5 separate regions of the Mus musculus genome follow, and regions 1, 2, 3 and 5 are each linked to region 4. The links are chromatin loops, found by intact Hi-C in ENCODE. Cell type or tissue: heart. All regions are shown on one strand. Region 1 has its middle 86 kb from the start of Platr22. Region 2 has its middle 9.7 kb from the start of Gm25609. Region 3 has its middle 78 kb from the start of Platr22. Region 4 overlaps Nr5a2 (nuclear receptor subfamily 5, group A, member 2). Region 5 holds the start of Zfp281 (zinc finger protein 281).

Region 1 (5,000 bases), 170 kb after region 4:
GGATTTCTGAGTTCGAAACCAGCCTGGTCTATGAAGTGAGTTCCAGGACAGTCAGGGCTATACAGAGAAACCCTGTCTCGATAAAACAATAAACAAACAAACAAACAAAAAAACAGTCCTTAGAAAGAGTAATGGCATAGCAATATGTTATTTACATTCAATGATGAACAAGTTCTTAAAGTGTTCTAAGGGACAAAGAAATGCTGAAAAGCCCCACATGACTACAAGGTATCATGATATAAAGTGACGGGAGAGGGTGCCAAGCAAACGTCACTAACTCCATACTTGGCCAAAACTAAGGGGATTCCTAAATTCTGAACAAAAATGCAAGCAAATAGGTAGCCAAGTTAGAAGTGGTGTTAGTATGAGTTTATATACCCAAACCCTGGATGGCAAGAAAGCTGCCATCCACCTGTCTGGTTGACCAGGTTTGTTTTACAAAAGTTGTTTAATTACACTCTAAGCAGCATATGTAAGTTAACGTTATCTTCCCTCGGGCATTGATAGCATTCTGCATGCGCTAAGTAAAACAGGAATTAACAAAATTCCAATGGCTCACTAAGATGATAAATAGAGAGCCAGTTTAAGGAAGAGCTCTCCAGGGTGTGCGGAAAAACCTGCCGCTGAAGGCAAGCTCGCAGGATGTGGGGCTCCACGCAGGCATAAACAGGAAACCCAGCAGCTTGCGCTGGGACTGACAGACAGGCCTGGAATGGCTTCTCTGAAGCAGGCACAGGGTTTGCCCTTGGCAAAGGCAGAAGTGCTCATGTTTGTTACATTTTACTTTCACATCTGTGCCATCCCTGTCCTCAAAATCCGAAGCCCCCTGAGACACCTATGAAAAGTACCAAACACAATAGTGGGAATAACAGAGTCAGGTCTGAGTGATAGTTTCACTGCCCCCATGCTACCTTAAAGAACTGTTGTCAGGGCAGAGTTTCAAACTCTAACAAGGGTATTTGTCCCAAGGAAGGCTGTCACAGGTCTTGTATATGAGCATCTTTGTACACAGGAACCCCATACACCTTTCTAGGACACTGTATTTTTCTTTAAACTTAAACATAAGAGCCAAAACTTGAACCCTCATAGGCTAACACAAGGAAGAGCAACATCCCTGCAAACAATAGGAGCTCAGAGCCTGCTCTGAGCAAGTTGATCAAAATGGCCCCATTTATCACAACTGTGACACCAGAAAATGCCCCAGTATAGTAGAGAGCAGTCCAATTTGACGGTGCTCACAAAGCATCCATGACAATCCTTCACTGGGGACAGGACATAGCAGTGAGATTCAGCTTTGCATCATGCCACATGACATTGCTCAGTATTATCATGATCTTACCTCAAAGCAAAGGCTATTTCTGCAGAAAACCAGATCAACAGATCATGTTTCCGTAAATGTTTGAGTCTACTCAGTACATAAACACTCCTTTTTTAAAAGCTTCATTAAAAACTTAATTTATGGTTATTTAAATGACACAACAAATAATGAATTTCTTGGTTTGCTTTTGTTTCTGTTTTTGTTTTGTTTATTTTGTTTCCTCCCAAGATAAAGTTTCTCTGTGTAACTCTGGCTGTTCTGTAACTTGTTCTGTAGACCAGGCTGACCTTGAACTCACAGAAACCCACCTGTGTCTACCCCTCAAGTACTAGGATTAAAAGAGTGTGCCACCACCAACACCTGGCCAAAAAAAAAAAATTACTTTTACACACATAAAAAAATAAGCCAAAGGTGACATAAAATGGTGTCTCGATAAATCTGCTTACATAGAAAATAATTATTAAGCTTGCATTTGTGAGAGTTTTTTTTCTGCTTTTACTAGGCCTTAAATTTTAGGACAAATGAATGAGTACTGTGCTATTAGTATCTTATTAGCTCAAGTGTATTATCATAGGAGAAAGTCTAGTGATTAAGAACTGAATACAAGGATCATTTTCTAGATTCTTCTTTAGTTATCAGTAATGTGGAGACCCTTCATATTAGTCTTGTTATCAGTGGCTAAAAACAAGCCTTTAACAATAGGGTCTGTGTGTCTGGAATGAATAAGGATGTGCCATAATGAGGTCAAAGGAAGAAAACAGCAAAGCGTGGGGCTCTCACTTATGTAGATTAATCCTGAATAGACAGGACCTGATATCACGGTGCCTCCGAGGAAGAAAACAAAGCCATTACCACGCAAACACCCCCAGTGAGGAGCCACCAAGACTCAGAGGCTCTGTCTGCAGAAGGAGATAGCAGTCCTATCCTTCCATCCGTTCATCCATCCATGACACACCCCCATCAGAGGAGAGGGTCTGCTTTCTTTATGACTGGGTGTGGTGCACAGAATTATAATCGATGATTCGGAGGCAGAATGGGGGCAAAGTCGCCATCCTTCACTTGGCTAACTTATGCTCCTTCATTTTCCTCTAGCACTGAATGCCCTAGCCCAGTGCAACAGGAGTTTATAAAGGGTTGGTCTTGGCTGCTGAGAGAGCCGCGCACCTCAGCTGTGACACAATATAAACTTCACTACATGAAATCCTGGAAGTTGGTGTAAACAGCTTTTAATAGCAGCGAACATTTGCCCCCTTTGTTTAGACCATCTGGATGTCCCATTGTGTTCAGTCAACACTCAGTGCCGCTGCCGGGTGACAGTTGATATATGTTAAGTACAAGCAAAGTGCCCCGGCCCACTCTGGGGACCTTAAAGGGAACTTTTCAGTGTTTTGTGGAATAGTCTGTCAGATCGCCGAGTCGCCTGCATCCTTAATGGCTGCGTGCCAAAGTCCTCTGGCCTTTTTTCATTATTATTATTAATATTATCAAAGGAGAGTTTTGCTTTGACTGTTTGAAAGGTTAGGAAAACTATGCCAAAGTTCTTCCAGGCAGCCTGGAGAGCATGGGCTGACAGGAATCACTTTCAATATGGAGGAATGAATAAAGAACTCCTGGGACCCTAGGAGATTCCAGGCTTTGCTTGTTTAACATGCAGAATGACTGACAAACAAGCCGTTAAAACAGCACCACAGAAAGCCTCAGTAAGCATAGGCAGCTGGCTCTCAGAAAAGGAAAGATTATTCCGGAGTGCGTGTCCTCACCTGCACAGCCCCTGCACGAGCGAGGCTCGGGCACTGTGCACATGCGCGTTTGCTTTTTCATGCAAAGTGGCCTTGCGGCTCATCCCGACGTGGCTTGCCTCGGACTTACTCGAGTGAGAAACGCCACTACAAAGGGGGAGTGCCAACTAGATGAATGGTACTATGTACAAAGATTACCCAAGCAGGGTTGGTACCCTGAGCTGAGTGAAAGGGCTCAGCAATCAGCCCTGGGCTCTCTCTCGGCAGCTGGTTCTGGAACATCTGTGGCCTGCTTAACAATGTGCTTCTAGACTCTTGCCACCCACGAGTGTCACTGCTGCCTGGGTGACTCTGGGTGAGTCTTCCCTCTGGAAGGCAGCCAGGGCGGGAACACGGAGTGCTGGAGATGAAAACGCAGCCCTGGTGTTTTGTTATGCTGTCTTAAAAAACGGTTGAGTAGACAGAACTTCACTTTGCTATAGAAGATATAGAAACCAGATAATGAATGTGTAACAACTTGATCTCCGATTGGTGCCCTGAGCAAAGGCCTACGGGGCCTTCGGAAGCTGGAGTCCTGCCAAATCCAGGACAGCAAAAATGAGAGGCAGAAATTCTGTAAGTGAAATCTCTATGACACTGGACGCCAGCACCTCCACTGTTCCTTCGCTTTTCTTGTCTTGGGCACATTAAACAGGTAAAGAAAGGCCTACGGGAGAGGCTGAGTGAGGGGTGAAAGATGCAGATCTGGGAGATGGAACTAAAGTCACCTTGGATTTCTTCTGAGGAATCAATGTACACACAAAATAAATAGTCCGATACAGCCCCAACTGAAATTCTGACCATATGAGGCTGACATACTAGCAAATAGAATTGTACCATAAGTTCGAGGCCAGCCTGGTCTACAGAGAGAGAGAGAGAGTCCCAGGACAGCCAGGGCTACAGAGAGAAACCCTGTTTCTAAATAAATAAAAACTAATAAAACAAAAAACCTTACACTGGCATTTTTAAAAATACAATAATGTGATTGAGGGTAAATCCAGGTGGCAGAGCACTCACCAAGTATGCATGAAGTCCTGAATTCAATTCCTACCACTGTAAAAACAAAATGGTATTTAATAGATAATTTACTTTGGAGGAGAAATCTATATGCCCTATTGAACAAATTCTACCAAAAGGTCTAAGTACGATGTGTGGCTTAGTTAACATAAGAGCAAGCTTCTGGCATGTGCCTCACTTCATCTTTTACTGCAGAATTAAACAAAGAAACCCGATTCAATAGTTCAAAAGACGACACAAAGAAAATCATTGGAAATATATTCTTTATTATACCCGAGGAATAAAGTCAGCATGTGTCTCATCACATAACTGAAGGAACAATTATCAAGATAATCACGAAAGTACTCAGAACAGTGGTTGGCTCTTTACAGAAATAGAGTAAGTGTTCACTGAGTGAATAAAAGACCTCTTAAAGGATTCCAGAGAACTGCACAAGAGTAATTCTGGATTTTAACAAACATCAAATACAATTGTCCCAAAAAGTTCACTGTACGTTTCTAACCAAAGAAACAATAGTTAAGTTTGGGGGGGTTGTTTGTTTGTTTGTTCATTTGTTTGATTTTTAATGTGGCTCCTTGTCATCAGAACTTAGATTTCAAAGGACGGTGCAGAAACCTGGACTAAATAGTCATTGATGTTGAAAGCCATTTTACATTTGTTTGTTTTGGGGGGCAGGGCATGCACGTGCCACTCTGTACGTCCCTGCAGAGGTCCAAAGATAGCTCTCAGGAGTCCGTTCTCTTCTTCCATCCACGCATGTGGGTCCCAGCGATTAAACTCAGCTTATCAGGTTTGGCACTGTCACCTTTACCCAAGGAACCAGCACCCTGGCAACTGGCTTCTATTGTTTAATCCATCATCTTTCGTTCTTGTATCTTCTATGATAG
Region 2 (5,000 bases), 280 kb before region 4:
CACTTGCTGAGGAAGGAAAACTGGGCATGTCCAATATCACCCAATAATGAAAAGTCACCCAGTAACAAAAAGGTGACGTGCATGACACAAGTCACATGACAACAACATGAACGCACTTTGAAAACTCCACAGAGGAACTGCATATGAGGAGTGCATACTGTGGGATTCTGTCCCTATCAAACTCTAGGTCAGACAAAAATAGTTAGGAGACGGAAGTACTGTTTATACATGACATAGGTTGTGATGTGCAGATCACTCATTAAATGCAGTGCTGCCTTTCAACTACATGCAAATTATAACTCAAATTTTTTTTAAAAAAAAAAGAAGAGCCAGGCATAATTTACATGTCACATAATAATTGGCTTTGTTACTTCATTGCCAAGGAAACTGTTCTCATTAACAGTGCTCACACAGCAAACTAAGAGCCTCTCCTCTCCACACCAGTGAGAAATGTAAATTCTTTTGACTGTGACCTGATAATCAAAGGTCAGTCATGGCCAAGCTGCCTCTAGCCATTCCCAGGGGACATAGGGGACTTAAGGCACAGGAGTGAGGGTCATGTATAAGTGACAGTTGGAAGAGTGAACACACATCGACGTGGCTTTCCTCCCTTCCTTACACAGCTGTTGCTGCAGGCTGCCACCAGATGCTCGGTGAGGTGGGGCTTTGGGTTTTGCTCAACCTTTCTTAGCTTTTCAAAGAGGAAATGGAATACGAAGAGAAGTAATTTTCTTCTGAAGAAAACTTCTCTCAGAAAACACACATTTAACCAAACAAACAAAATCTACAACTTGAATGCCAAGGTCTTCTCTAGCAACTGAAACTTAACTGATGAGCTGCAGAGGTCGTGAGCACTTACTGCTCTTGCAAAGGACACAGGTTTACTCCCAGCACCACGTGGTTAACTCACAACCAGGGTTCTAGCGCCCTCTCCTGACCTCCTCAGAACCAGGCAGTCTCCGGGTGTATTTACATACAAGCAGACTCAACACACATACATACAAAATAAAAATCAACGAATCTCTCTTTTAAAAAGTTAACTTTGACAGAGCCAGGAGAAATGGCTCAGTAGTTAAGAGCATTGGCTTCTCTTTCAGGGAACACAGGTTTGATTCTCAGCACCCACATGGTGGCTCACGACTGTCTCTAACTCTAGTTCTAGTGGACCCAGTGCCCTCTTCTGGCCTCCACAGGTACTGCATGCATAGTGCACATACATGGTGTCAAAACAGTCATACCACACATATAAAATAAAAACAAACTATAAATCTTCATTAAAGTTAACTTTGAAAAATGGATATATAAAAATAAACCACTATGCCACATTGTTCAATCATCCATATTTTGAAAATCAGATTTTACATTTCTAAAGACATCCACATTCTAATACCTATATAAGCGTGTATTTCTAAAATATTTTATGCCTAAATTTTTCTGGTCTCTGTGGACAACTATACACACACACACACACACACACACACACACACACACACACACAATTTTGAAAAATAAGTCCTGTTTTGAAACAGAATCTTATGATGTATCCCTAGTTAAATAAAATAAATAAATCTGTTTTTAAAAGTCTTCCTGGCAAAATCAACTCTTTTTTATACCTTTAATAATAACAGATAAAGTTTTACAGCAGGCAAAGGACACAAATAATTTAAAATTTATTCTAATGTTTATTGGTATTTGAGTCTAAGAACAGAACAATATTAACAAGGGATTATAATATTCATATATAGTAGTAATATCAGAATCAAAGCTCCAATTTTTTTACAGTGTGTTTATAAAGATAATGCAAAGTGAACAAATTTTTAAAAACACAATAAAAAAATAATAACGTTGAAATTCTCTTTGGCCATTGTGCTGTATGCTCTCCAATAAACAAGGTAAATCTACAATCACAGGGGTTTTGTTCCAACTCCAAGATACGGTACACTCTTACAAGTCTCTACAAAGGAAATAGTCTTCATTTATAGAAGAGTCCGACATCCCGCCCCCATTTTTCCTTCTAGTGGTATGACTCTGTACTTCAATTTTCCTATATATAGGTAAAGATTGCTGCATCTAAGAAAGCCTATTGGGCAGAAAGGGATTAGATGGGAGAGAAACTGGTCTAAACAGCACCACTGGCTTTTATCCACTAGATGTCAGTCACGCAGTTAGCATCAATTTACATCCTTAATCCCAATGACACAATCAGAAGCATAGGAAGTTCTCCAGACCCTGGGTGAACGCAGTGTGTACCACAAAGAAGCCTGGAACTTCAGTGTTGTCTGGCCTGGTGACTGGAAACCCTGTCCTGCTCTAAAAAAGGGCTAAAGCCATTAAGAAAACACTGGCTTTCCCCAAGTGTCATGGTTAGTTAAGGAAAACTGTGCTGGGGGAATTTGAGGTGACTGCAGTCAGTTCGTGAGAAAGAATATGTTACTGCTTCAGAGAGCAAGGTTCGAACGGCTAAACCTGGGAATACAGAACTGGAGAGCAGCATATGTCTTATAGATGTGGAATATTTCAAAGAGCGCACACAAAAAACAAGTGCTGATTCGATGAAGAATGAATGAGTTTTGGGAAAATTAAGAATCAACAAAGCATCTGGGTTGTTATCACCCAAAATCATGAACGAATTCTGCTCTACAAACGCCTAATGTTCTTTTCTCAGGGAAGAAAAGTGTGTGTGCAATTTATAAGGATGTTCTTAAGGATTCCCACTGAAAGTGTCATGTGAGGTGCGTGTTGCTTATGAGAAGGGAGAAAATGCTATCCACACGTTTGTCAGGTAGATTAGCTCTGTCTGTTCACCCAAGTCCTTAGGTGGATTGACAGTCTTGTTCAATGTGTTAGCTGCCACCATGGCCTGTATATGAACTCCTTGCCACATGACCATTCTCACTGTAATTCTACACAATTACCAAAGTAATGTAGGAGGCAAAATAGGAATAAGGCCCACGAACGCTTTGGGGAAAGTCTTAGTAAAACAAAGAAACCACATTTAAATGTTCTCAAATTTTTCTTCTACCTCCTTTAGTTTTGTGATTTCATAATGTAATATAATATTCCTTCAAATAATGAAAAAAATCTTTTTGCTGACTAACTGGAACATGCTGGCTCTTGAAGAATGTCAGTGTCTACTTTGCATTGCTCACCAACAACCCTGTCCTGTTTCTCCACATGAATGTCCACAATTCTGATGCCCCATGAAAGGCAAGGATGTCTCTCCTCTTTGTGCTGTCTCTGCTCTCATTCTTCAGCCCCCAGCTCAAACTCAACACTCTCCCTCCCTAGACTCCCATTGCACAAGATGAGAGAGAGAGAGAGAGAGAGAGAGAGAGAGAGAGCGAGAGCGAGCGCTTGGAGAATGAATTAGTCCTCCTGCCTAAATTCTGAGGCAGATGAACTCACAGACAAGAGAGTGCTCATATTTACAGTGTGTCTTCGTGTGATGAGAACCACATCTCCCCTTTGGTGAGGTCATTCTACTGTGCTGATGAAGTCCCCAACACTGGATGCCACCACTGGGCATCAGAGAAGCAAACTATCTGCCTGTCACTCATGTTGGGAGGAAGAAGAAATGAACTTGATGTTCTAAGAGGCATCCACGAAAGGTTGCCCTCCATCTGACAAGGCTCAGCTTCTACCCACATCCCCATATCACTAGCAAAGTAAATCCCTCTGCTGGGCACATGACTGCCAGCCCACTCGGTGCTGAAATGAGCCCCTGATGCAGGCAGATGAAGCTTGGTCTCAAAGAACAGAAAGTCTTGTAGGAAATAGGGATGGATGAAAGCCTGTAAGGTTCTAATGGGAAGTGAGTGAGAAGACCGTGTCATCAGAGAGCACATTGCTGCAGACAGCATGATTACTGCTGTGGAGTGAGAGATAGAGCTGGGCAGAGCAAAAGTGTAGATTCTCCAGGCAACCTATTCCAACGTGAGGAAGAATCCCATGCAAACAACAGAGATGGAGTTCCAGAAAGAGAGCCCTGTGCATGGATAGAAGGTGCTGGAGAATCCTTCCACAGAGCTCAGGGGTTCTGACACCCTGAGGAATATATTGCTCACAGAATATACTCAAAGCCACTGTTCTTAACGTTAGCTGTGGTTTTAGTCTCTCAAAGGCCTTGGCAAAGTGTGTTGCTAATTGAAAAATAAAAATAAATAAACAACAGAGTACTGAAAGAAAAGCCAGACTCTCCTACCTCTGGACAGTTGGTGCTGGGCTCCGCAGGGAAAACCTTAAGGAGAAAAATCAGGAAGACCTCAAAGGTGATATTTATAAAGGGCAAAATAGTTAATAGACTGTCAGAGGGAGAAGTTTATTAAGCCAAGCAATTAGCTCTTTATTTCAAAGGCCTGTGGTAAGACGTAATGAAAAAGGAAGAAGAAAAAAAAAAAAAAAAAAACCCACCACACAAGGTAATTGTAGTATCCAGGGAAGGCACAGACTTAATGAGCGTTTGTTAAGTACTTGGTGCCTTTAAAGTGGCTCTCAAGTGTTTTCTTATCAGCTCACAGTAGACAGCAGATACAGGTCTCTCTGTGGTAGTCCACGTCCTCGTGGAAGTCACAGTGAAACACTGAGACCTTAGAGTGCCGAGCAGCAGGCTTCCGGTGGGTCTGGCCAATCAGATGATAGCACACTACGTTACCGGTGGCCCAGATGGAGGTCAGCATGGATGGGAAGAGCCCGTCTACACCAGTGTGATCCCTGGAGGCACGTGGACTCAGGCAAATGAGCTGAGTAAAGTAACACAACTCGGATTCCCAGCTAGACTGAACTCCAGACTACAGACCCTCGCAGAGTGGTCCTCTGGGGTACCACAGTTTTGGTCAACATAGTGTTAAAACAGGACGGGTGGGAAGCCTAGAACAGCCAAGAAGAAGCCCCGCATTGAGCAGACATTTCAGTCAGTTCTCACTGCAACCCTACAACCCATCTGGATGGTTTCTGTTTTACAGATAAGGAATCGGTGACTCTGGACAGGTGCCACACTGGGT
Region 3 (5,000 bases), 180 kb after region 4:
ATTAAAAGGCTGGCGTTTGACGGTTTATTCCGGTCCTACTGTCTGCCGCCTTCCGCAAAATTTCCACTCCCTCTTTAATTTTCAATCCCTCTGCCCTCCCTGCTTCACAGCTCCTGGCTATTGGCTTTTACAATCTGTCCCTTGGGAGTGAGGAGTTATTACCCCTGTCGATGGAAGAGAAAGGGATGTTATTCCCTTGTCACCCTCATCGTCTCCAGCAGATTCCAGGCGCTGATGGATAGCCTTCATTGGGGAAAGGCGGACGCAGCACGGTTAGTCCTCTGGCTTGTCAGATCCGTCTACCTGTGCCACCCGTATTACTTACTGGAGTCACGGTGACACTCCGTGTCCCCGGAGTCGACTGAAAAACCCTAGAGTCAATGCTATACAAGGGCATTCTGCCACTGTGGGGAAAAATGTCACAGCACTGTCCAAGTGCCATAGCAGAGGGGACTCTTGGGCTCCTGTGCCTTCATGTCCTAGAAAGCACAAAAAAAAGGTGGAAGGGCTGGAATCAGAATCAGGCCCTTGAAGGTAAATATTGGGATGAGGGGAAACTGGAGACGGGTTGCCAGCACTGGGAGATGCCCAACTGTCTGCTCTCGTAATTCTGCATCCTTTGATCCCTCTCACTATGGTTCACTGTTGTTATGACCTAGAAACATGGAAACCTCTACCTGAGCCTTAATTAGCAGGTGCATGCATTTATGCTATGTCTCCTCCAAGACTTGAATAAGTGTTTCAGCTAAAATAGTCATAATGCTTTCCATAGCCAGAAAATATCAGTGTCTAGGATGAAGCAATGAGTTTCCATCCTAAGAGATGTCTGGTCAAGCTCTACTGGGGCTTTTTCAGGGGAAAGATACAGCAAGCTCTTCAGCTACAGTGCACTCATATACATTGAATAAATAATTTTTTAAAGTAGTTAATTGTAGCAGTAGCCCACCCCCACCCCCAACCCCAGGATTTAGGAGCCAAAGCAAGAAGTAGGAAGATCAACATTTTGAAGCCAGACTGGGGAACAAGACACGGTCTAAAAAAGAAAGAAACGAAGGAAGGAAGGAAGGGAGGGAGGGAAGGAGGGAGGAAGGGAGGAAGGAAAAGGAAAACAAGTCAGAGATAAAGAATACACATCATTTAAAGTTGAAAATGTACATTCACAGACTTTAAAGCTTTAGAATAGTAGACTTGTATCAGTTCTTATTTAAAAGAATTTTTGTTTATGTGTATGTGTATGCCTGAGTGTATGTGTGTGCCCCAAGAGTATACAGTGGCCCAAAGAAGGCATCAGACCCTTCAACTGAAGTTACATCTGTCGTGAGTTTCCTCATGTGGATGCTGAGAACTGAAAAGGTCCTCGGGAAGAAGAAGGGCTCTTAACAGCTAAGCCATCCCTCTGGCCAAAGTTATCAGTTATTTCATGTAAATTCAAATTAAATAAATATAAAATTTGGCCAGATAGTGGTGGTGATGGCGGCGCACGCTTTTAATCCTAGTACTTGGGAAGCAAATGCAGGTGGATCTCTGAGTTCAAGGCCAACCTGATGGCCGGGCGTGGTGGTGCACGCCTTTAATTCCAGCACTCGGGAGGCAGAGGCAGGCAGATTTCTGAGTTCAAGGCCAGCCTGGTCTACAAAGTGAGTTCCAGGACAGCCAGGGCTACACAGAGAAACTCTGACTTGAAAAACCAAAAACAAACAAAACAAAAAAAATTTAATTCAATTTCCAAGTCATAACAGCTGCACTATAAGTACCCAGTGGCCTTCGGTGACTTGTGACTTCTGAGGGAATGGGGCAGCTGTAGAGGAACATGCAGCAGGTTGGAGGCCAGCTTCAATCCTCTTTGAGACTCTAGGATACCCTCAATCTGACAACCAAGCCAGTGTCTTATGTGGCTGGCTCTCCATGAGGACCTGTCAGACATCAGGGTCACCATAGGGATGGACTCCATCATCCCCTTGTAAACCATGTCTCAGAGTAGGACTTGGGGTCAGGAGCACGATGAGGACTAGGGGCTAAGGGACTTGTTACACCCTGCCCTGCTTGCTTTCTTCCTCCAAGTCTGCCCTCACACTGCCTAAAGCTGTCTGTGCAAGGAGCTCTTAGAAATCATCCTTCTACTTGGCCAAGCTAGCACTAAAAGGAGGGAGGGGAGATGACCAGCTTGTGGAGCATTGCTGTGATTACTGATTAATATGGGAGATCTCAGCCCATGGTGGGCACTTACACCCCTGGGCCATATAAGAGTCATATAAGAAAGCGGGCTGAGTAAGCCATGGATAGCAAGCCAGTCAGCAACATTGCCCACTGGCTTCTGCACCAGCTCCTGCCTCCAGGTTCCAGCCTTGAGTTCCTGCCCCGACCTCCCTCAGTGATGGACTACAACTGTAAGCTGAAAGAAACCCCTTCCTTCCCAAGTTGGTTTTGATCATGGTATTTGTCACAGCAACAAAAAATAAAACAATGCATCTAGCATTATGGTGTCATCTACCATGGAATTCTCTCCAAGACTGGTGCCAGATTTATGCCCTGGACACGCCAGCACAATGAACAAAAATAGACCTTTCTTCTTTATAAGCTTATCTCGGCTCAGTTAGCTTACTACAGATTCCCTGCACTCACACGGAAGCTCACAACAATCTGTAAATCCAGTTCCAGGTTATCTAACTCCCTCTTGTGGTTTCCATGGGTATTACATGTATGTGCAGACATCCATGCTGCAAACTACCTGTGGTGGCTTCAAAGAGAATGGCCTCCGCGGCTCATATATTTGAATGCCTGTTCCCCAGTTGGTAGAACTGTTTGGGAAGGATCAGGAGGTGTGGCCTTGTTGAAAGAGGTGTATCTCTGGGCTTTGAGGCTACAAAAGCCCGCGTCATTCCCAGATAGTTGTCTATTTTATCTTATCTCTTCTCTGTCCCTCTCATTCTCCCTCTCTCCTCCCCCACCCCTAGAGTCTTCCTATCGAGTTCACTACTATACAGATCTAGTCATTTCACTGCTATCCCCCACCAGGCTAGCCCTGAATTCTCAATCCTCCTGCCTCTGCCTCCCAAGTGCTGAGATTACAAGTAGTGCCTCCATACCCAGCTTCCAAGTCAGGACTTTTAAAGCCTTTTCAAGCAGCGTCACACGGAATTAAATGAAAACATTTGTGATTGGCATTACTGTTGGCATTACTCATTCACATATTTGAGTACTGAACCCCGGACCTGTACATTTCCATAGCAAACCTTCAGACTCCTCAGCCTGGCTCGGCACTCATGGGACTCCATGCAACGGATTTACCTCAGTTTGTAAGCACACGTTTGTCTCTCGTTAGCCACAAGATCAGGGCTGACACTCATTATTCTTGTACCCAGGGTGACCTTTATAAATGGTGACTGTGACAATTTATAAAATGGCTAGGCTACTTGAATATGTAATGTTGCTATGTATTTTTATGCCATATCTAAAGTTCACATAGAGGAGTCCAGGGGCAACAGCGGATTAAATCAGCTTTTGCACAGCAAACACCAGAACAAACTGCCCAAACTCAGTATTCCATGGCAAAACGCCAACTGAGTCGAGGCTAACCCTCTGTGATGCTGCATTGCAAGTGCACATGAACGGATTGAGATATGGGCTGGGGAGAAGCCTATTCCACATATCTCTGGTCCACACCAGACCAGTGGCTACCTGAGATACTCACAGCTCAGTGTAGATCCCTGGACCCAAAGACCCCTTCTTATGTGCAGCAATCTGAAGTCCCCAGCTCATGGTACATCTCCCATCAGGCATTTGGTCAAAACAAGTCACATGAACACTCCCAAAATCTAGGGCAGTGTATCTTAGGCTTTCCTACTCTTAACCTATTTGCCCTGGACATTTTTATGTGACCCAGGTATAAAGGCATATAGAATAGGAATATAAATAAAATTATAATAATAATAAAAATATTTAAGTTCTTTAGCATATATATATATATAAGTATATATATATAATTGTATCATTTACTTTAAAGATGAAAACAATAAAATGATGTGCTTGTCTATCATTTTTATTTTCATTAAAACTCAACTGTTGGAGCTGGTGAGATGGCTCAGCAGGTAAGAGCACTGACTGCTATTCCAAAGGTCCTGAGTTCAAATCCCAGCAACCACATGGTGGCTCACAACCACCCGTAATGAGATCTGATGCCCTCTTCTGGCACGTCTGAAGTCAGCTACAATGTATTTATGACATAAATAATATATGATATATAATAATAAATCTTTGGGCTGGAGCGAGCAGGGGTCCTAAAAATTCAACTCCTAACAACCATCTGTACAGCTACAGTGTACTCACATACATAAAATAAATAAATAAATAAATCTTTTAGAAAGCCGGGCAGTGGTGGCACACACCTTTAATTTCAGCACTTGGGAGGCAGAGGCAAGCAGATTTCTGAGTTCGAGGTCAGCCTGGTCTACAGCGTGAGTTCCAGGACAGCCAGGACTACACAGAGAAACCCTGTCTCAAAAAAAAAAAAAAAAAAATCTTTAAAAAAAAAACTTAACTGTTGGTTGAATGCTTGATATGAGAGAGAGATATTCAATGCTTTGAAGAGCTGGTTGGTATTTTTATTTTATGATCATGAGTGCTGAGAAATGCTTCACACAAATACATAATGCTAAGCAAAGTTATGTTTAGGGTCATTTCAAAAACTGTTGGGCATTTTTTCCTTAACACAAGCCAAAGTACTTTTAATACTTTTTAGAAAAGTCAAGTAAACATCTTACTGGTGCTTGGGGGTTGTTTTATTTTTATTTTGTTTTTGTTCTTGTTTTTGAGGCAGGATCTCACTGCATAGCCCTAGATGGACTGAAACTCACTATGTAGGCCTCAAACTTACAGAGATCTGCTTGCCTCTGCATCCCCAAGTACTAAGATTAAAGGTGTATGATTTATGCTGCCACACCCTGCTTAAGTAAGCATCATAAACTACAGATCTTTATATTTTTATTTGTTTATTTTTGCAT
Region 4 (5,000 bases):
CAACTCCGGGAAAAACGTGAGTGTGCCCTTGAATTTCCAACAAAACCCAGCTCCTTGAATCCGCCCTCCCCCCCCCCCCGCGCGCCCCCAAGCCCTACTGAGATATTGTCAAGAACCTGGAAATCTGAAAAAGGCCGATCTGAGTTACCTTGTCTCATTCTGGAGGTGGGAGTCAGGTTTTTCTAGGAAAAGCTCAGCCTCCCTCCCCTCTCCCTTCCCCTGTGTGTGTGTGTGTGTGTGTGTGTGTGTGTGTGTGTGTGTGTGTGTGTGAGAGAGAGAGAGAGAGAGAGAGAGAGAGAGAGAGACAGAGAGACAGAGAGACAGAGAGACAGAGAGACAGAGACAGAGAGACTCACTATGCCACACTGGTTGTCCCTTACTAACTATAGAGACCTTACATAGACCTTGTTGGAATCTTAAACTCAGAGAGATCCTCCTGCCTCTGCCTCCCAAGTGCTGGGATTAAAGGTGGCAGGCACTACACCTGGCAAAAAAGGCAACTTCTCTTGTTTGTTAGATCTCTCTAGCAGGCCCCTTCATTGGCTGCTAGACAGAGGCTCTGCCTAGACTAGATCTTCAAAGCAAGGAAAAGCTACTTAAATGTCAAAGGCCAGATTCTTTTAGACCTTGTCTTGGACACCTATTCCCTGTCTGCCCCTCCCTCCTCATCTACTAGGCGTTTTCTTGGAAAGTCTACCTGTGGGAAGATAAAGGAAAGCCCCACTTGACCTTTGGCATACACCGCTCTGGCTTTGGAAGACAAGCTGGGGGTGGGGGGCAGATGGGGCTGCAAAGCCACTAATTTGACCTAAGTATGTCCTTTCTGGGATAGAAGCTGGTGCTACCACAAAGTTCACCACACTGGGTCAGCTTCAGCCTCTGGTTTTGGCCAGCCTTCTAGCCACTGTAAATCACGAGGCTCTTCAACTTTGGGAGCCACCTCTTGAACAAAAAAAGAAGGGGGGGGGGGTGGACCAAGAAGCTAGAGTTGCTGCATCCTTGGCTGGTGGGTAGGAAGATGATAAACAAGAGACCACTATGAGTCCTTAGAATTGCAGTGAGTGGAGGTGAATGGAGGTTGTTCGTTCTTAACACTTTGAAAGAAACTGATTTCTCAAGTTTGCATGAAATCCAAGGCAAAGCGGGCAGTGAGCAGCGATGCTGTGAGCCTAGAGAGTGGCCCCCTTTCTGAACTGTGTAAGAAATGCATTTGTAATTCAAAGTGATGTCTTAAAGAAGGGGCAAAACTGAGCACGTATTGACATTGTTACTTGATACTAACGTGAAAACCTGAGGGTAATGGACACTAATAGAGGCAAATTCAGCCTGCTCCACTGTACAAACTAATTGGCAGCCCCCCTCAATATTTGTGGCCAGAAGGGACATGCTTAGGCCACATTAGGGCCCTAAAAATGCTGCAAAAGGTGGAAATCAGATATTTTAGATTCTGCATATATATGTTTTACAGCAAAAATATGAACCAGTTTAGAACATCAATATGCATGAGTTGATAGCCATCAATGGATAGTGTACTTCATATAAAAGTGTAAGCAATGATTTGGAATAATTTTTTATTCATTAAATACTAGACTGGGCAGTTTTTATGTGATCTCCATGCCATTTACATAGAATAAATTCAGCTCTTTTGAGATTCAAATCCACCCCCTTGTGGGTGGACTCTGATAATTACCCAGTTGCACAGCAGACCGTGGGCATGAAGCTTTGCCTGCATCCAGGAGGCTGGGAAGAGTGTTTTTCATCTTGTTGGGATGAGATCTGAAAACTTTAAAGATGAAGCTGGGCTAGTGGCCTAACAGATGGTTCTTTATAACTTAAAAAAAAAAATGCTGTGCCTCGTGGGGGTTGGGTGGGGGGCATGGGGCCACCAAAGGGACTCTAGAAAGAAATCAAGGGTCGGATCTTTCCATCCTAGGTCCAAACACAGGTCTCTCTCACTAAAAATTCGACAGTCATTAAGATAATTTTAGACTCAAGTGTTCTTTCCATAAGTAGGGAGGTGGGTTGGTGAGCAGCCTGGGGAAGCAGAAGTGGCTGTCTTTTACTCCAATTACATGCAAAGGGAGAGAAACCTCAGTGACTTCTTCGCTGTCCGCAAAGTGAGCCATAACCCCTGGGTTCTTCAGGGCGCAGTCATTCAGTTGTACCTCTCTGATGTCTGCCTTCAGGGAGGACCTTGATAGAAGGACCAACCACCCTCCATTTATGATTTTAACATCCTTTTTTTTTTTTCTCGGTGTTTTAAGTAGGCCCTTCACTCCACAGGTCTCCTTCTCCACACTCATGCATGGACCACCTACACCCACACTCTCCAGCCCTTCTTGCCTTTCACCGGCTCTTTGAAATGGCCTCTCGGCTCTCAGATCCCTGGCCGCTTCACTTAAGACACCGGTCGCTCCTCAATAGCTGAGAAACCTAGTAGCATTTATATCCCCCACTAGCCCCTCCCGTCTCAAGCCAGGGTGGGGTGGAGTAGATTAAGGCGGGGTGAAGAGGTTGGGGCAGGCCCCGAGGCCAGAGCTTCCTTATTGGCTAGTGGCTAGTGTCCGACCTGAGTCCGGAACCTGCGTCCCGATTCACTGTCTTCACCTCTTACCTCCCCCCTGCCCCCACCCCTCCAGCTTACCTCCCCTCTCCAGCGTGTCTTCCCCTCTCCTCCTGACTCTGTCACCCTCGGGGCTGGAAGGGTTGCTCTCCACCCTAGAGGAGTGGGAGGTTGGAACTTCAGAACTCCACACTTGTGATATTAGGAGAGAGGGAGCTGAAGGAGAGATAGGAGAAAGGGGCGGAAAGGAGAGGAGAGGACAGTAGAGGAGGGGAGAGAAGTGAGGCGAGCGAAGGAGAGAGAGAGAGACCCCTGCTGATCCTGAGCCAGAGGGCGGGTGCAAGAGGGGAAGGAGTCCGGGAGCCGTTCAGCCGCTGCAGCAGTAGCAGCTGGCGGCTGCCTCTGCTGCCCTCCGGAGCGCGGCGCGCACAGATCGCTGTCCGGGGCAGCAGCGCCTTTGCTGTCGCTGCCTCCGCCCTTGCGGAGCGGAACCCGGGCAGCGGAACGCGGTCTTCTTAGTCTAGCTTGGTAGCCGGGATCTCCCGCGCTCAGCTTAGGGACAGCTTTGAAGCTGCCGGACCGGACAGGGTTCCGAGGTCCTGCCCGGCAGCTCTGGCGAGCGGGTGGGTGAGCGGGCACGCTGATCACCCCTTCTCTCTTTCCGCTGGAGTTGAATCTCTGCTGCCCGTGTCCAGGTGCTGGGCTTCCGGACCGACACCGACGCCCCATTCCCGCCCGCAGCCGCCTTGTCATGCTGCCCAAAGTGGAGACGGAAGCCCCAGGACTGGTCCGATCGCATGGGGAACAGGGGCAGATGCCAGAAAACATGCAAGGTAAGGGGGTGCGTTGCGGTGTGGCGCGGCGCTCTGGTTCCTGGTTTTACACTCTCGGGCTAACCCCGCGGGCTTCAGCCTTCTGCAGCATGGGCACCAGAGCAGCCCAGCTGGCAGTTGTGGTGCGCGGCGGCTTCGGCCTCCTCTTTAGACGCAAGCATAAAAGTTAATGGCACTTGAACTAGGCGGATGGTGCTTTCTCATCAACGTCTAATTGGCCACTTCTAATTAAGTAGAGAGACTGGAAGCGGAGAGTCAACTGGAGCTGGGGGCAGCTGGAAGCTAAGGGCGCCGTGGAACAATCTTTCTTTTGAGAAGTGGAATTCCTCTCTGCTCACCATTTCTAGGTGGTTCGAGCTTTTACTCACATGCTCCCGTGTGGAGGGGAAAAGACTGAGTAGAGAAAAATCACAGGAAGGTGATTGGTGTTGTTAGTGGTGTTCGATTACACCAGCACCCCCAAAAGCCTTGCCAGATCCGGCAGTCTTTTAAGGCAACTCAAAACTGCTGGCATAACTAAACACCAATCACCCCAACTCTATTCCCGTCTAGTATCGTGCCGAATGAGGAGCTGGGGTGCTCAGGGTTAGCTTGTTATCCTTTCGGTCTCAGAGCCGAGAGTGTGGATATTCCATTTGTGTCCCTATTCTTGATTGGTAACATCAGAAAAAGACCAAATCTCATCTCCTGTATTTTTTACACTCTAAACTCTTCAGAACTTTATCTTAGCAACGGGCCAAGGTGAAAAAAATGTTAGGAAAAGTTTTTCTATCTTCACCCCTATCGGAGTTTCTGGATACTGAGGCCAGCCGGCTTGTGATCCCCTTAAAGCTTCCTGCCAGCCGTTTTTGCACGAACTTGAAAGGGTCAGAGAAGTGTTGAGAACAGAGCTCTTGGACTCAATGGTAGGCTGTGCGCTCTGGCCGGGAAACCCAAGATCGCCTTAGGCTCAGGGAAGGGGACAGCAGACGTGCGGGTGGGGTCAGATATCCTGGGTGATCTTGGGGTCTTTCCAAGTCTTTGGGTAGGGTTGTAGAAATTCCCTTGGCCTCAGTCCTTAGACTAACTTTGTGTGTCTGCTACTGAGGAAGCCTTGTTGGCTTGAAGAGATACACCTGGGATTCCTGATAAGTGCCCCAGGCCTGCTTCCTGAGCTCTGGGCTCTGGCCTCTGGCTCCGCTAAGTTTCCTCCCGGCAGAAGGACCAGCTTTTTGCTACTTCCTGCCCCATGCAGGCTTTTAGGGTGGCGGGATCCGGGGCAAAAAAGCGCAGTGGAGCGAAACACGGCGTACTGAGGACTGGAGAGAAATAACCTGGTAACATTTTCTTTGTAAAATTTAGAGGGCCCTTTCTGGCCTCCTGTCCCCCAAGCCAAGACACTAGCTTGCCTTATTGCTGGGGGGCTAGCAGATATGACCCTTCTTTGCACTGGGCTCTAAAGCAGCGTGGGAAAAAGCCTGGCGCGGCTTTGCGGTAGTTTGCAGCAAGGACAGTGCGCGCCTGCCTGCCGGCCGCCGTTGGGTCCCTTACCAGGGACACACTCATACTTTGACGGGTGCTGGAACCCAGAAAGAAAATTCGTTACTGGATTCTCAGGCAGCGCG
Region 5 (5,000 bases), 320 kb after region 4:
AACTGCTGATGTGTAGCATCCAAAGCAGATAAATAAAGACCTGGTTGAGATCCAAACAACATCCCAAAAGGAGGCTTTGGCAACGAAGATGGCAGCACTGAGGTAACAGACTGGCCAAAACCACACTCCAAAGGAGATGTAGTGTATATCTGTTTTTCTGGAAACAAAGTGTGGTTGTGGAGAGGTGAAGACAAGCTGACAAATTGGAAACCGTGTCCAAGAGTAAAACCTGCATTAGTGGATTTTTCGAAAGCCTGTTGGAGGTATTTGGAGTATTCTTGCAACATGCTTGTTTTATCATTTGAAGGTGTTTGGGTGCCTGGGCTCAAATTTTCTTCTTGAACCAATTCAGAGTGTTCTCCTGAGGTGTGTAAATCCACTCGTGGTTCTGTTAAATTGAAAGGATCCTCCTTCTGTGTTTCTGATTTGCCAGAGTACTGATCCAAAATACTTTGTAAAACCTCATCAGGAATTCCAGACTTGTCGTGACAAGACTTAATTTCAGCATTTAGAGCTGAGGAGTCAATAAGTGACAATGGCGCCTCATTGTCCAAAACACTGACCCCTGCAGACTGAATGACTGACTGCTGGGAGACCATGTGTCCTACATTGATAGAAAAGGCACTGTTGCTGCTGGCAGTTGGTAGGTATCTTCTCTTCTTTGAAAACTGCATGGCATCATCATAATTACTACTTATCGGGCCTTGCTTGCCACTTGTACTTTGGAGAAGACTAATGGTCTCCACACTATTATTCGATACGATGCCAAGTGAGCCACCTGGCTTACCAGACAAGGATTTCTGCCCAACTACGTCTGGTAACGGTGACACAAAATTAAGGTAGCTTTTATCTGCATTCTTTCTGCTTCCTTTCTTAAAGATCAATTTTGGCACCCTTTTCTGCAGTTCATCTATTCCAGTGCCAATTATGCTCCCACTGGTAGACACAGTAGGCATTTCTACTGAATAACTCTGCATGTTTATATTGTTTGACATTTGTGATTCATTTGTTTTGCCAGTCTTGTGTTCCTTATTTTCAATAGCTATGCTTTTCGACTTCGACTTTCTCCTTGAGGAACTTGTATTTCCCTGAGACAACACAGCCAGGTTACCCATACTGTTATGGTTTGATGACCCAGGTTCTGCACTAGCGGCTCCTTTTGCTATGGCTTCACCACACGTGCGCCTGTGCTTCAACAATCTGTCAGTCCTTGAAAAATACTGTTGGCAAGTGTCACACTTGTATGGCTTTTCTCCACTATGTGTCCTCTTGTGTCTCTCCATATGGTACTTCTGAATAAACTTCATGCTGCACTGATCGCACCCAAAGGGTTTCTCTCTGCTGTGAATTTTCTCGTGTCTCTGCAGTAGGTATTTCTGGATGAAACCCATACTACACTGGCTGCACTGGAAAGGCCTTTCGCCCGTGTGGATGAGGACATGTCTCCGCAGGTGGTAGGAGCTCCTGAAAGCAGCACTACAGTGATCACAGATATGAGGTTTCTGACTTGGGGACAGGACGGCACCTTCTCCCTCTCCAACCAAAGGTTTGGAAGATGCACTTGGCTTCCTCTTGGCTTTGATTCCCTGAGATTCTGGCTTTGGCCTCTTTGCCTTTTTGACGTTAGCGTCCTGCTTTGGCTCCTGGTTGCCGTGCTCATCAGTCCTGCTACCGCTGCTCAGTAATACATCGCGGTGGTGCTGGGCCGGTTGCTGCTGGGCATGCTGGTGCAGAAGACTGAGGTCTTGGATGACGCCGTGGCTCCCCCCTTCCCCTCCTCCTAGGCCTGGTGATCGCTCTTCAGCCCCAGCGAACAGCCCCCCATAGTGGTGGTGGTGATGGTGGTGGTGGGACGGCTGCTCCTCGGGATCCGCAGGTTTCTCCTGCTTGATGCTCACCAAGGACTGCAAGAATCCCCAGGAGGTCCTCTGCGAAGGGAAGGCCGCGGCTGACGCCGCCGGCTCCTTCTTGAAAGTCATGTCCGGGGCTGGCGGAGGGGGGGGCTCAGCGGCCGGGGCTGCGGAGGTAGAGGAGGATAACACGCACTGCGGGGGAGGGGCGGCCGTCCCCGCCGGCCGGGTGAAGCTGGTGACCGGGGGAAGCCGGTGGTTGAACATAACCATACTCTGGGGGAAGGTGGGCTCCATCTCTGCTCTCCTGCCGCCGCCGCTGCCGCCGCTGGCGCTGCCGGAGCTGCCGCCGGAGCCGCTACCACCGCTACTGCTGGGACCGCCGCCGCCGCTAAGGAACCCGCTGCCGATTTTCATACCCCGGAGGAGGCCTGGCTGCGGAGAGGAGGGAGAGGAGGGAAGAGGGGGAACGGCGGTAGGGCCGGGCCCCGGGCCGGGACCACCGCAGCGTTTGGGACCCGCCGCGCCGCCGCCCAGCCCGCACCGCGCCCGGCTCCCGTCCGCAGCCCCGCCGCCTCCGGCCCGGCGCGCTCGACCCCGCGGCCTTCTTGGCCGCTCCCGCGCCCGCCCCGGCCCGCCGGCCACACTTACGGGTTCCGCCGCCGCCGCAGCCGCCGTCGCCTCCAGTTAATAAAAATAACGCCGTCCTCTCCACAATGGAATTAAAAGCCTCCCCGCTTCTGCGCAGCCGCGGCGCGGTGTCTGCCGGGAAGTCCTCGACCGGACCAGAGGGGCGCTCGGCGAGCCCCGTGCGCCTGCGCCTCAGTTTCCGCCTGGCTAGCCTGTCAATCAAGCGGGCGGTTGGGCGGAGCTGCTGGGGGCTAGGTGGGAGGGGCGGGGACTTGGAGGCGGACAGCGGAGGGTCTTCCGCAGCGAGGGGACGTGATTGGTGGCCCTGCTGAGGGGCAGACAGTGGCTGAGGGTTTCTAGGGAGAAGGCGCTCCGGAGGTGGAGCCCAAGGGGCGGGAAGTCCGGGGACGCCAGGAGAGCGTGTTGCAGCGTGGCGTGGGAGCTGCAGAGGAAGGGGTTAGGGAAGGTGGAGACACTGAAAACTGAACATTGGCATTTGGTTCACTTTAGTGTTTGCAATCCAAGTATTGAATCAAAATCAAACAGAGAATAGGATTCCTTAAGGTACTTGTGATTCTGCCTGAAAGCTTTAAACTCGTAACGGTATTGATTACAGATAGCTTTTACTCCTTTTCAGAATGGAGACAGCAATAACGCTTGTCTTTGCCTTTATTGAAGGAGCCTTTGAGACTGCCATAGAGGAGGGACCGCTGCAGAAAATTGTCTCAGTGCCAGCCTACCTGAAGGCTACGCAAAGGGAAACCACGTGTAATCCCAGGTGCAGCTGTCCTGTAAAACACGCCCACACACACTTCATCATCAGATGGTATTTAAATGCCACGTACTTTCTCAGTTGTCTGAATTTGCTTATTACGTTGAATACTAACTAGCCTCAAATACTGGCCATCGTTCTTGTTTAAAATCTCTGTTAGGATACATACCCCACTCTCCCAACCCCTCCAGTATAGAATACCTAGAAACTTGAAAAGTTGTTCCTTATTCAGTTGGGGGAAATTAGATAAAATCTTGAAATTAAAAGTTCTATCGACAAAACCAAATAGATATTAATTTAGTGCCTAATAATGTATAAAAGGCATTCACAGCGAGCATGCAAAAATCTAAACCAGCAACTTTCCTAGGTGTATTTATACACCACAGACTTTTTAATAAAAAGACCTGGAGAACAGTTATTTACATAGTGTGTTTTCTTAAAGAAATCACACGTCCATATTCTCATAGTGTTTCTCGAGATGACTTCTTGTAATAACTTCCTTGAGAAATTTTGCAATTAAAGCCATAGCGGTGTATTGTTTACCAACACAGGCCTCTCTGAGCCTGCCCAGAAACCTTAAAACTGTATTTTATGAATAGTTTCATGAGGCATTGTATCTTCCTAGCCCCATGGAACTACAGTTAAATTATTTCCTGAAACTACCAGGTATAGCTAAGCGTTGAACACTGAAAATTCAAAAACTTCAGACAGTAATAAAATATTAGTCAGTGCCAGTGAGAAATGAGGCTGTCCCTGTACTCAGGGTGTCCATGTTTAATGGTAAAGCTGGGCTGCACATAAGCCAGCCCAAGCATGAAGGGCAGTGGGACACTCATATGAAAGCCAACTTTGTTCTACAGTTATCAAGATAAGAAACCTGTCATTTCTCTCATTCACGCTGTCAGCCTTGAGCTACTCCAAGCAGACTTACCTCTAGGTTGTATACCCCATATATCAGGAAGATGAAGAGACCCTGTAAAATAAAACGGAGGGGGAAAGCTGTTAGCGCTAATCATTCCGCCAGTGGAAATGCCCGAAATAAACTTTCCCGGGAACAGACAAAAGAAGACACACTTCATCAACGTCCATTTATTTTCCCGTTTTTCACCATTAGAAGTCGTACCTTGAGCATTTATATGATAACACACCAGCACATCACTTATACTGGTTGTGCTATTCAATTCTTTGGTGATAGAAAATAGAAATAGTATCCTAACTACATGGAATAATAATTAGGAGGTGGCTAGATGATGAAACACTTAATATTTCTAAACTCCGTCTAAACTCCGTTTGGAGCAGCAACTTCAGTATATCTTATCATCTTTGAAGTTATAAAATTAGGAAATAATTGAAAGATTAAACACTACAGGTTACTGACATAGTTCAGTGATACTGTGGTTGCCTACTGTGGATAAAGCTTGAACCCCAGTACCAGTGAAACCAACCAACTCCTTTAAACCCTCAAACGAAAGAGATAAACGTAGGTAATAGGGACTGCGGACATAGCTCAGCAGTTAAGAGCATTTGTTTTTCTTGCATAAGATCAGGGTTTAATTCCCAACACCCACCTAGGGGGATCCTGCAGGCATGAACATGGCACATACATGGATGCGGGCAAAAATTCATATACATAAAGTAAATAAATCCTCAAAAAGATAATAAATGCGAATTGTCTATTTGAAACAGAGTCTCACTATATTCCCAATTCATAATCTTCCTATCTCTGCCTTCCAAGTACTGAAATCACA

What was found. A loop is a pair of places that touch in the nucleus more often than their neighbours do. Peaks named below come from ENCODE experiments on the same cell type or tissue, not always from the same donor. Only the 100,000 strongest peaks of a DNase experiment are listed, where the experiment ranks them.
Region 1: it touches region 4 in a loop (2.1-fold over the local background); 4 of 42 quality-filtered maps call a loop at or near these places.
Region 2: a loop joins it to region 4, with 3 times the contacts of the local background. A loop is called at or near these places in 10 of 42 quality-filtered maps.
Region 3: a loop joins it to region 4, with 2.2 times the contacts of the local background. A loop is called at or near these places in 4 of 42 quality-filtered maps.
Region 5: it touches region 4 in a loop (4-fold over the local background); 2 of 42 quality-filtered maps call a loop at or near these places.

Annotation. Positions count from the first base shown.
Region 1 is chr1:136,780,036-136,785,035 of GRCm38, reverse strand. No RefSeq gene overlaps it. Among named protein-coding and RNA genes, the nearest start is that of Platr22, 86 kb to the right of the region's middle. In heart, no CTCF peak of the experiment used is centred here; no DNase peak of the experiment used is centred here; H3K4me3 peaks cover 694 bases; H3K27ac peaks cover 1,143 bases.
Region 2 is chr1:137,222,844-137,227,843 of GRCm38, reverse strand. No RefSeq gene overlaps it. Among named protein-coding and RNA genes, the nearest start is that of Gm25609, 9.7 kb to the right of the region's middle. In heart, CTCF peaks have their summits at 1,188 (motif pointing left) and 2,145 (motif pointing right); no DNase peak of the experiment used is centred here; H3K4me3 peaks cover 260 bases; H3K27me3 peaks cover 1,102 bases.
Region 3 is chr1:136,771,617-136,776,616 of GRCm38, reverse strand. No RefSeq gene overlaps it. Among named protein-coding and RNA genes, the nearest start is that of Platr22, 78 kb to the right of the region's middle. In heart, a CTCF peak has its summit at 2,677 (motif pointing left); no DNase peak of the experiment used is centred here.
Region 4 is chr1:136,947,118-136,952,117 of GRCm38, reverse strand. Nr5a2 (nuclear receptor subfamily 5, group A, member 2) reads left to right here. Exons shown (of 9, transcript NM_030676.3): 2 at 1-16; 3 at 3,259-3,396. Among named protein-coding and RNA genes, the nearest start is that of Nr5a2, 11 kb to the left of the region's middle. In heart, a CTCF peak has its summit at 2,984; no DNase peak of the experiment used is centred here; H3K4me3 peaks cover 3,172 bases; H3K27ac peaks cover 898 bases; H3K27me3 peaks cover 3,462 bases.
Region 5 is chr1:136,622,553-136,627,552 of GRCm38, reverse strand. Zfp281 (zinc finger protein 281) reads right to left here and starts at 2,652. Exons shown (of 2, transcript NM_177643.4): 1 at 2,502-2,652; 2 at 1-2,281. The coding sequence starts at 2,267. In heart, a CTCF peak has its summit at 2,623; DNase peaks (open chromatin) are centred at 1,922 and 2,722; H3K4me3 peaks cover 2,508 bases; H3K27ac peaks cover 1,958 bases.